Regions from separate parts of the Homo sapiens genome. Here region 1 is linked to region 2. Evidence: chromatin contacts called from ENCODE Hi-C data. All regions are on one chromosome and are shown on one strand. The core of a region is the stretch at or near the end of the contact, and the rest is flanking DNA. Distances in the headings are between cores, read along the strand shown. Region 1 holds the start of SEPTIN4-AS1 (SEPTIN4 antisense RNA 1). Region 2 holds the start of MMD (monocyte to macrophage differentiation associated).

Region 1 (5,471 bases), core at 768-3,267, 3.1 Mb before region 2:
GCTCCGGCCATTGGATGTTGAATTCATGAAGGCCCTGCATCAGCGGGTCAACATCGTGCCTATCCTGGCTAAGGCAGACACACTGACACCTCCCGAAGTGGACCACAAGAAACGCAAAGTGAGGGAAGCTGGTGGTGGGAGGGGATCAGGTGGGCTTCTAGAAAGGATGTGGTCCCCAGAACTGTGGGCCCCTCATCTGTTTGTCAGATCCGGGAGGAGATTGAGCATTTTGGAATCAAGATCTATCAATTCCCAGACTGTGACTCTGATGAGGATGAGGACTTCAAATTGCAGGACCAAGCCCTAAAGGTGGGGCCACTCTAGGGCATCCCATTCCTATCTTATTTCTTCCGGGTAGAAAAAGGGAGTAGAATTCTATATTCAGGCTATCAGGGTGGGAAAGGACCCTGGCTTCCTAGAATGAAGCAGAGAAGATGACGATACAGGTGGAAAGAAAGAGGTGAGAACAGAGGGTGCTGACAGGCACCCCTAACCTCTTCCAGGAAAGCATCCCATTTGCAGTAATTGGCAGCAACACTGTAGTAGAGGCCAGAGGGCGGCGAGTTCGGGGTCGACTCTACCCCTGGGGCATCGTGGAAGGTAAAGCACTGAGCCTGTGACCAGGGTATCTCCTTGCCCTCAGTGGCTCTCCCCTACCTATGCCTCTGGCTGACCCCTAGCCTTGCTATGCAGTGGAAAACCCAGGGCACTGCGACTTTGTGAAGCTGAGGACAATGCTGGTACGTACCCACATGCAGGACCTGAAGGATGTGACACGGGAGACACATTATGAGAACTACCGGGCACAGTGCATCCAGAGCATGACCCGCCTGGTGGTGAAGGAACGGAATCGCAAGTATGACCAGAAGCCAGGACAAAGCTGGCAGGGGGAGATCCCAAGCCTAGCCTTGGGTGAGACCAAGCCCTACTTTTGTTCTTCTATAGGCCCTGGGCTCAATCTAAGCGGGTGCTGGGGTCCTCCTCGCCTTATCAACCCTTTTCTCCCTTTAGCAAACTGACTCGGGAAAGTGGTACCGACTTCCCCATCCCTGCTGTCCCACCAGGGACAGATCCAGAAACTGAGAAGCTTATCCGAGAGAAAGATGAGGAGGTGAGAGCAGTATGGGGTATAGGGGAGGTCTCCTGTTTGATCACCAACGTTGGTATCTCTTTGTTTGGTAATAGAAAGATCCCTGGCTCTGGTGCATATTTGGGTCCTGGATAGGTCAATAGGTGGTTCTGTCCAGAGTCTCCATCACACCTCACGGCTACCAAGGTTCTGGCTTAAGGGATTAGAAATTTGGGGCACTTTCCCAATACTAAAGGACTCTCCAAAAGTCCCCATTTTGATGCCTGTGCCTATTCCAGCTGCGGCGGATGCAGGAGATGCTACACAAAATACAAAAACAGATGAAGGAGAACTATTAACTGGCTTTCAGCCCTGGATATTTAAATCTCCTCCTCTTCTTCCTGTCCATGCCGGCCCCTCCCAGCACCAGCTCTGCTCAGGCCCCTTCAGCTACTGCCACTTCGCCTTACATCCCTGCTGACTGCCCAGAGACTCAGAGGAAATAAAGTTTAATAAATCTGTAGGTGGCTTCTGGTGTCCCTGTGTGTATTTTTATGACCTGGAGATCAAGATCCTGGGACCCAGTTTTGAAAGGCTAATGGTAGAAGATGTTGGTTTCTGGCTTTTAGTAGGGAAGGGAGAGTGGGGAAAACTTTCCACTTCCTTTCCCCTTCTAAGTCCCTGCTTAGAATCCAGCCTGGCTTCTCCATCTTGACGATCATATCTATCATGCCTCTGTTATCTGGGGTCTGGGTCTCTCTCCATCTTTCACACATACAGTACCTTTGGTAATAAAAAGATTCCTACCTGTGGTGCATATTTGGGTCCTGGATAGGTCAACAGGTGGTTCTGTCCAGAGTCTCCCATCACACCTCAGGGCTACCAAGGTCCTGGCTTAAGGGATTAGAAATTTGGGGCACTTCTCCTGGCTAAGGAGAAAGTGAAACCCTGTCTCTACTAAAAATACAAAATAGCCGGGCGTGGTGGCGGGCGCCTGTAGTCCCAGCTACTCGGGAGGCTGAGGCAGGAGAATGGCTGAACCCGGGAGGCGGAGCTTGAAGTGAGCTGAGATGGCGCCACTGCACTCCAGCCTGGGTGACAGGGCGAGACTCCGTCTCAAAAAAAAAAAAGAAAAATAAAAAGAAAAAGAAATTTGGGGCACTTCCCCAATATTAAAGGACTGTCCAAAAGTCCCCCCTGCCCTTTTTTTTTTTGAGGCGGAGTCTCGCTCTGTCGCCCAGGCTGGAGTGCAACGGCGCTATCTCGGCTCACTGCAAGCTCCGTAGCTGGGACTACAAGACTCCGTAGCTGGGACTACAGGCGCCCGCCACCACGCCCGACTAATTTTTTGTATTTTTAGTAGAGACGGGGTTTCACCGTGTTAGCCAGGATGACCTCGATCTCCTGACCTTGAGATCCGCCCGCCTCGGCCCCCCAAGGTGCTGGGATTACAGGCATGAGCCACCGCGCCCGGCCCAAAAGGCCCCATTTTGATGCCTGTGCGTATTCCAGCTGCGGCGGACGCAGTTTTGTATTTGATACCTGCCCTTGGGAAAACACAAGGTATTAACTGCGTGCAACCTCCTGACTTTCTGTTTCCCCTGATCTGGGAAAAGGGATAGGCAGGTTAAGCTCTACACTGTAGAAAGCCTGTGATAGAGCTTTGAACAAATGCTGCAGCCATTGTAATCACCAAACACTATAGTAAGTGCTGGGAATGAATAAAAACACAATCACCGTCCTACAGGAGTTCAGTATTTAATTAAAAAATTTACAGCATCTGCTAGATTGCAGGCTGTTCTAGACCCTGGAGTTCAAGTAGTGCAAAGTTCCTGTCTTCCTGGAACTTACCAACAGTACTGGAGTTTCAACGTTCTATAAACAAAGATGGGTGAGGACATTAGCCCCGGGCTAATTAAAGCGCTCAGGCCCGCTCCAGACCTGAGAATATCAGCTGAATCTGAATCAACTGTTCTCCATTTCTGTCGGTTGGTGGTATCGCGGGGCCACGGCGACCTCCAGCGGCCACCCTCCGTCTTGTGGTCTGTTCTGGGTCCCCGGGAAGGAAAGGGAGGGGCGATAAGCCGGGTCCTTGGGAGCGTCCTGGTCTCCCTTCGCTTTACAGACTAGGAGGCCGCAGCTAGCTGGCAGTCTCAGATCCAGGTTTCCCATCTCTGGGATGAGAGGAGAGTTCTTCACTCAGGACTGCCAGCGCAATGCAGGTCGTGAAGAACTGCAGGGTCGTTTATCGATACAAAGTGAGTGTTGGAGGAACCCATCAAGACACAGGAAGGGGGAAATCCTAGCGCCGCCAGTCGGAGATGACCAAGACTGAACCTCAGGCCCAGCCCTCCCTTCTCTCTTAGCCTGCAGGTTTTTCTCCTATTCTGGCGTTGGGACCGGATGACAGCTGCGAAACCAAAACGGGAATGGATAAACTGAGGTGCCACTGGGGACCTGTTTCAGAAGTACCTCCTGGGCGGGGCCATCACCGGAAGTGGCTTTAGGCATGTAACCTACAATGCCCGCCTCTAATTGCGCTACCAGTAGGCGACGAGCCGCCTCCACTTCCGGTCCCCAGAGCAGTGGCCAGCAGCCCCCTCTTTACTGCTCTCCTATTGGCTGCCGCAAGGACGCGCTGTGATTTCCCATTGGTCGCGTCTCCCCTCCGGCGCCGCGCCTCCTTCCTCCAGGTATAGTCTCGTCTTTAGGCATCCGATTGGCTAAAGGCTGGGAGGGCGTTTGCCCGACTCGACCAATGAGTGGGGTCGAGAGTGAGGGCGGTGGCTGCGTGATGGGGGCAGGGCGGGACTTGGCGTGGCCATTGGCCAGGGCGGGTACAGGCTAGAGATATGATTGGTTCAGGAGAGGGGCACTGTGGTGGGGTCGGGACTGCGCGGCCTCAGCAGCTGCGGGAGACGGAAGTGGCAAGAGCGCGGCCTCAGAGGGTCGGGCGGACGCCGCCTGGGTGAGTCACCGTGCCCCCTGCACTGCAAGCCTGGGAACCGCAACGACCGCGTCTTGCCCGGCTCCGCCCTGGCCCCCACCGGCTTTCCTGAGTCCCGCCTTCTGTCATTTGGGGCTCCGCCTCCCAGTCTTTAGGCTCCGCCCCTAGAACCTGGGCACCTGGGCTCCCCTGCCAACCTGGCCCGCCCCCTGGGACCAGATCCCCTAGGTCTGAAAACCCTGGGCCTCCCAGGCCTGATCCTTGTCCCTCCTTCCCTCCCTTCCTTCCCTGGGGCTGCTGCCAGTGGGCGGTGAGGCAGCACCTCTGGCTTGCCTCTTGCCGGTTCCCCCATGAGGGAGAATGGCCTAGGGAAGAGGATACTGTGAACAGGGAGGTGGGCAGTACCACAGATGGAGGCTTTTATCCCCGCAGCCTCCCGCAGGGCTCTGCTGCACTGCCTGAGGAAAGCAGGCATGAAGGAAAGTGTCAGTGAAACCTAGGCCTGGCTCCCTAAGTGAGCCTAGGAGGCCCTATCCTGAAATCCCTGTTACTTGGGCTCATTGGACAGATGCTGACTCCAAGGCCTGGATTGGCCTGATTCTGTCCCTGTTGTGTGGCCTCCTCTCCATAACCTCCACCCCACTTGGTGTCAAATACACTCAGGAGGACCTGTGCAGCCCTGCTGCCCTCTGATCACAGGTTGTGGTCCCCTCCCTCTTGTCCCACTCTGGACTCTGCCCCCAGTAAACAGGTCAGGTGGGTACTACTCCCAGACTCAGAGACTGGCAAAACATTCCTGTGGATTCATGCTCCTTCAACTACTGCCACTTCACCCCAAGAGTCAGGGCCTAAAATGAGCCCCAGTTGGGCAGCCTGTGTCTCTTCATAGTTGGCAGTTCTGCTCCCTGAGAAAGAAGTGTTCTCCCTCTGCGTCTGGAAATCAGGACTCCTGAATTCTGCTGAATAATCTTGGATGACACTCATTCCTGTTTCAGAACTTCGTGGCTGACTTCATGCCCTGCAGGATCACTTGTTGCTTTCTCCTCATGTAGCTCCCATTGCCTCTCTCTGGCATGGTGACTTGTGGAGAGACTGGAGTCTCTGTGAGGGAGAAGAATAAGAGTTGTAGAGAAGGTCAGGGGTAGATGTGTGTCATTTGTTGATTCTATGGTAATGTTAATGGGGTCCTTTACTTTTATGTTCCTCTGTCTCCTTACAGTGAGAAGCAGGCAGCCAGTACCCTTGCCACGGTAGAATGGTGAGTACCCTGTCTTTCCTCAGGCCATTGTGTTTTCTGTAATCCATGTGTCTTTCTCTGTGAAGCTGCCCCACCTGTCCTAGACCTTGAGCTCCAGGCTACCCTGTTCAGCTCCTAAACATGTTCATCTGCCCTGGAGATAAATTAGGGTTTCTTTAGATTGCAAAACATCAGCCAGTATACAGCACTGGGACTGG
Region 2 (4,969 bases), core at 2,086-4,585:
CACTAAACACCTCACTAAAAAAAATGTGGCAGGTGTTTACATGATTCATTTAAACCTGTTTCTTGTGTTTTCTTTTTATCTTTTGTGGCTTGCTTTTACCTTGGGGGGGTAGGTTTCAGGAAAGATGAGGTTAATTTAAAATTGCGACCATATTTGTTTAAGTCACCTTTAGTTGATAGTCCAGCATTTCTGTGGAAGAGACCACTGTAGGTCAAAGTGTTTTATTTCATCTGATTTAATCTGACTTTTTATCTCATTCATTTCTTTTTCCTTGGGTAAGTATCATTCTCACTGATGTTTCCAAACTTAGGTAGCCTCTCAAAAGTTTTCCTTATACCAACCACTTCTCTTCCTTGTTCAAGCTGTTCTCCCAGTGGGAAAGTTTGTGCTAAGTGATACCATCCAGCATCTCAATCAAAATCCATCTGCAGACTTCCTTCTCTCTGGCACCTCTTCCTCATTATGCTCATCATACTCAGTTCACTTCTTATCTCTGCACATTCCTACATCACTAATAAGATGTGATCTGGCATCTGTTGGCTCATTGTGTTGTTGTCGTTTTGTTATTTTTTAATTAAGTTCATATGAATAACTTTATTGAGCACCTACTGTGTGTCAGTTTCTGTTAAAAGTATCCAAGAAATACAAACATGAATAAGACGATCTCTGTGCTCCAGATATTTCTATTTCAACCTTTTTACAGAAACTAAAATTTTTCAAAATCTTTTAACAACTTTATTAAGATAGAATTCCTATGCCATACAATTTACCCACTTAAAGTGTAGAGTTCAGTGGCTTTTATATATTCACAGAATTGTACGTCCATTATCACAATTTGAGAAAATTTTCATTAGACCCCAAAAGAACCATTGTACCGCTTAGCCATCACTTCTCAATCCCCTCCCATTCCCCTGCCCTAGGCAACCACTAATCTACTTTCTGTCTTTATAGATTTGCCTGTTCTGGGACATATAAATGGAATTTTGTATGAATGGAATCATACAATCTGCAGTTCTTTGTGACTGGTTTCTTTCATTTAACATAGTGTTTCCAAGGTTCATCCATGTTGTAACATATATCAGCACTGCCTTTCTTTCCTTCCTTCCTTCTTTTTTTTTTTTTTTTGACAGGATCTCACTCTGTGGCCCAGGTTCAAGTGATCCTCCCATCTCAACCTCCCAAGTAGCTGGGACTACAGGTGCCTACCACAACACCTGGCTAATTTTGTTGTTGTTGTTGTTAGAGATGAACTCTTGCTTTGGTGCTCAGGCTAGTTTCAATCTCCAGGCTTCAAGCGATCCTCCCACCTAGACCTCCCGAAGTGTTGGGATTACAGGTGCAAACCACTGTGCCTGGCCCTTTAAAAAAAAAAAAAAAAAGACTTTTTTTTTTCCAGAGAAGTTTTAGGATCACTCAAAAATTGAGAGTAAAGTACAGGGATTTCCCACACATACATAGCCTCTCCTGTTATCAAAATCCCCCAACAGTGTGGTACATCTGTTACAATTGAGCTTCCTTGTTTTATTTTTTAACCCTTCTTATGTTATTACACATGGCTATTTTTCATCTATCTTTATTAGCTATCTCCTTTGTTACCTTCCCCTCCCGCACTGATGTTTTAGCCCAGTGGCCCAACATAGCTGATAAGAAGCAGACTTTCATTCCAGGTTCATTTTCCCGATTTAGTGTTGAGGGTGCGGGTAGATGAAGTTTTGTTTTGTTTGTTTTGTTTTAGAGAAGTGTATTGCTTTAAAACAGGGAGAGATAGTCTGACGTACTGAAAGGAGGTGGGTCTTTAAAGTTAGCGAAAGGTAGGTAGGAGCCTTACTTTTGCCTTTGGCAAGTTTATTGACCACTATAAGCCTCAGCCTTATCTGTAAAATAAGTTGGATAATGCCCATCTGGAGGAGCTCTTGGGAAGATTGAAGCATGGAAAGCACCTCTCTGGAAGGTTCAAGGAAAGGGAACTAGAATTATGGGTGACAGAATTCCCTGGCTTTCCAATGCTTTACTGTAGGTCGAATGAGCACTCCTAGCAGGCTGGCCTCATGCCACTTCAGAGTCTCTAGCCTGCAGGCTGGGGGCTGGGTATGGACACGATACCTGGAAGGGAACACATATAACTTCCATCAGTGATCCTGGAAAGGCTCGACAAATCACCCATTCATTCATTCTGTGTGTATGTGTGTGTGTGTGAGAGAGAGAGAGAGAGACAGAGTCTCACTCTGTCACCCAGGCTGGAATGCAGTGGTGCAATCTCGGCTCACTGCAACCTCTATCTCCCAAGTTCAAGTGATTCTCCCATCTCAGCCCCCCGAGTAGCTGGGATTACAGGAGCCCGCCACCACTCCCGGCTAATTTTTGTATTTTTAGTAGAGACAAGGTTTCACCAAGTTGGCCAGGCTGGTCTCGAACTCCTGACCTCAGGTGATCCGCCCACCTTGGCTTCCCAAAGTGCTGGGATTACAGGCATGAACCACAGCACCTGGCCCATTCATTCATTTTTATTTGAACTTCTCTTCCAGGAAGCCCTCTGAGTTTAGGTTTAGCGACAGGACCCTGATTCAAGTCAACTCGTTTATTTGAAAGCTGCCTGGATAAAAATAAAATAAAATAAAAAATAAACTGGAGGATAACATAAAAGGATCCTTGCAGAGGATTCCTCCTTTTGTGGATCTCACTGAATCTCAGAGTTAGAAGACGCTCAGAGATCTCAACTCCCTCAAGGGTCAGACAAGGACAGGTTTTTCATTCTGCCCTGGATCCTCTCACAATAGCCTCGCGGGAGCTGGCCCTCAAAATGATGAAGGAATAAATGAAAGGAGGGATGGAGAAATTAATGATGAAGAAAAAATGAATGAGGTAGGGCTGCTTGTTTGCTGCTATTTTCTTCACAATGCTTTTAAGATTTCCTGGTCCATCTCCTCCTTCACCACTTCTCTCCCTCCCTCGATCTCTTCTCCAACTTGTCTCTTACAGAAGGGCGCCGCGTTCCCGCGCTCCTCCCCTTCCCCTCGCCCCGCCCCTCCCCAGCGAGGCCCCGCCTCGCTGCCCGAGCCCGGCGGGAATGAATGGCAGCGTAGCCGCCGCGCCGCTCGGGGTGCCGATTGGCTGACCGGCGCGCTGACGCGCCGGCGACCGCGGGTGCACGCAGGCGAACAGAGCCGGCGGGGGCGGAGCCGGGCTCCGGGGCGGGGCGCAGGAGCCCCGGGGCGGAGGAGCCGGGGAGGCGGGAGGCGGGAGGCGGGAGGTGTTGGGGCCGTTGAAGCGGCCTCCCTCCCGCCCCCAGCCGCCCGGTCTGGCCCCAGCCCTGTCCCGACCCCCGGCCTGGCCCACTCCGACCCTACCCGGCCGAAGGGTTCCGCTGGACACGCAGGCGGCCTCCGGAGCAGCCCAAGCCCATGAGGGCCGCGCGCCCGGCCGCCGGTGCTGACGAGACGGAGCTCCTGGCCCCCGAGGAGGAGCAGAGGATCAATGCGGTTCAAGAATCGATTCCAGCGGTGAGAGGGATGGCGTCCCGGTCCCGCTGCCCGTGTCAGAAGCGGGTTCCCAAATCCCGCCGTTAAGCGCACGGCTCCCGGCTCCTCACCTGGATTCATCCTGGGTGGATCCCGCACCTTGGCCAGGGATCAGTTCCCTGGGGATTCCCCACCCTGCTGTCCCTGGGCGATCCCCTTCCTCCAAGGATGGGAGCTCCTGCCTCACCCGGGTCTCCCCTCGCGATCTGCGGACCTCAGATGGATTCCCGGCCCCGGGACTCCAAGCCTGTCCTCCTTCCCGGGGATCCCTTTGCTCCTGGGGCTCACCCTCCCGACCCCCATACAGGCTGGGCTCTGGCTCTCTCTGGGAACCCGAACCCCAGCCCCGGGCACCGCCCCCGAGTCCTCCGACCTGGCTTTGGCCTCCATCCCTTTACCTCCAGGGTGGGGGTCTCCCGGGGCGCGCGGAACGGGGTGGCGCCCTGCGGAGAGATTTGTCGTAAAGCGGGGTGCTAGGCATTTTGGGTGCTTTGTGAACGGCCCTAGCAACAGGGAAACTGAGGCACGCTCCGCCAGCTTAGCCCTGCCTGGCCGTGTAGGGGCCTTGCTGGTTCTCCAGCTGAACGTCCCAGGGCGGTGCTATTTTTGGGCTCTGCGAAGGGGCATGTTAGCTTTCGGGTGGCGAGACCTGCTGTGGAGGCGCCGGTGTTAGGAAACGAGGAGGAGGAACCGTGGAGGCGCCACCGGAAGGCTGGCCGACTGCTCATTCACTGTAGAGCTGGTGGAAATGCCGGGCTGGGGGGCGCCGTGGCCTTACTCCCCTCTGGGGCTCCACCGTCTAACAATGGATGGAGGTTAGCCCATGACTCTGAGAGGAACTCCGGGCTTTTCTTTTCTGTTTAAGTGGGTGAAAGTTCACCTCTCCAGGGCATATGGTAACTGCATCCCTTTGTGTGAATTCCCGGACCTTCACCACCAGCATGTTTGCTGGGGGTGCAGTGACAGGGGAAATTTTAAGAAATGCATGAAATCTTCCAAGAAGGTTGTTGAGTTTTTAGACACTACCTTTTATTTCAGAATTTTAAAGTACACATTTTTTTTTTCTTTCCAATCTCCATGCCCTCACTGCCCTCTCACCCATCTCATTCCTCCCCCAGTCCCAAAGGGTAAAGGAGGCAACAAATGCACAGAAGAGTTGCCATGGTCTGGGCCACCAGGAAGGGGATCAGCTTGAAGACTTGGATTGACTTCTGAATATATTGCTTATCAGTCAGGGTGTTGAATGCTTGGCACTGTTCCCCCAGTGGAACTTCATACCGGTGTGTCTAAGGGCAAAATGGAACCGTAGTGTTCTGACTTTAGAACCTGATGTCAGAAATGAAGACCGGAGGGGCTTTTAGAGAGAATGTAACATGCACTCCAGTCATGATCAGTGAAGCCCTGTGCATGCGGTTTGATTTGGTTTTACTTCTCTACACGTCTGTGCTCTT

Evidence for each region. Hi-C counts contacts between places; a loop is a spot of excess contacts on that map. Pooled maps may share reads with other maps.
Region 1: a loop to region 2 is called in a map of CD8-positive, alpha-beta T cell, with 12 times the contacts of the local background. The contact joins the promoter of SEPTIN4-AS1 here to the promoter of MMD in region 2. A Hi-C loop is called at or near these places in 4 of 168 maps with a recorded cell type or tissue (CD8-positive, alpha-beta T cell, gastrocnemius medialis, naive thymus-derived CD4-positive, alpha-beta T cell and 1 more) and 10 of 50 pooled maps.

What each region holds. Positions count from the first base shown.
Region 1 is chr17:58,516,383-58,521,853 of GRCh38, reverse strand. SEPTIN4-AS1 (SEPTIN4 antisense RNA 1) reads right to left here and starts at 2,017. Exons shown (of 5, transcript NR_110810.1): 1 at 1,877-2,017. SEPTIN4 (septin 4) reads left to right here. Exons shown (of 14, transcript NM_001368771.2): 9 at 1-118; 10 at 208-309; 11 at 504-600; 12 at 694-856; 13 at 1,012-1,111; 14 at 1,369-1,598. The coding sequence ends at 1,428. It also overlaps a transcript of MTMR4 not described here. RefSeq lists enhancers at 3,266-3,365, 2,713-3,458.
Region 2 is chr17:55,420,201-55,425,169 of GRCh38, reverse strand. It overlaps MMD (monocyte to macrophage differentiation associated), which reads left to right and starts at 3,335. Exons shown (of 7, transcript NM_012329.3): 1 at 3,335-3,500. The coding sequence starts at 3,475. RefSeq lists a silencer at 2,935-3,394.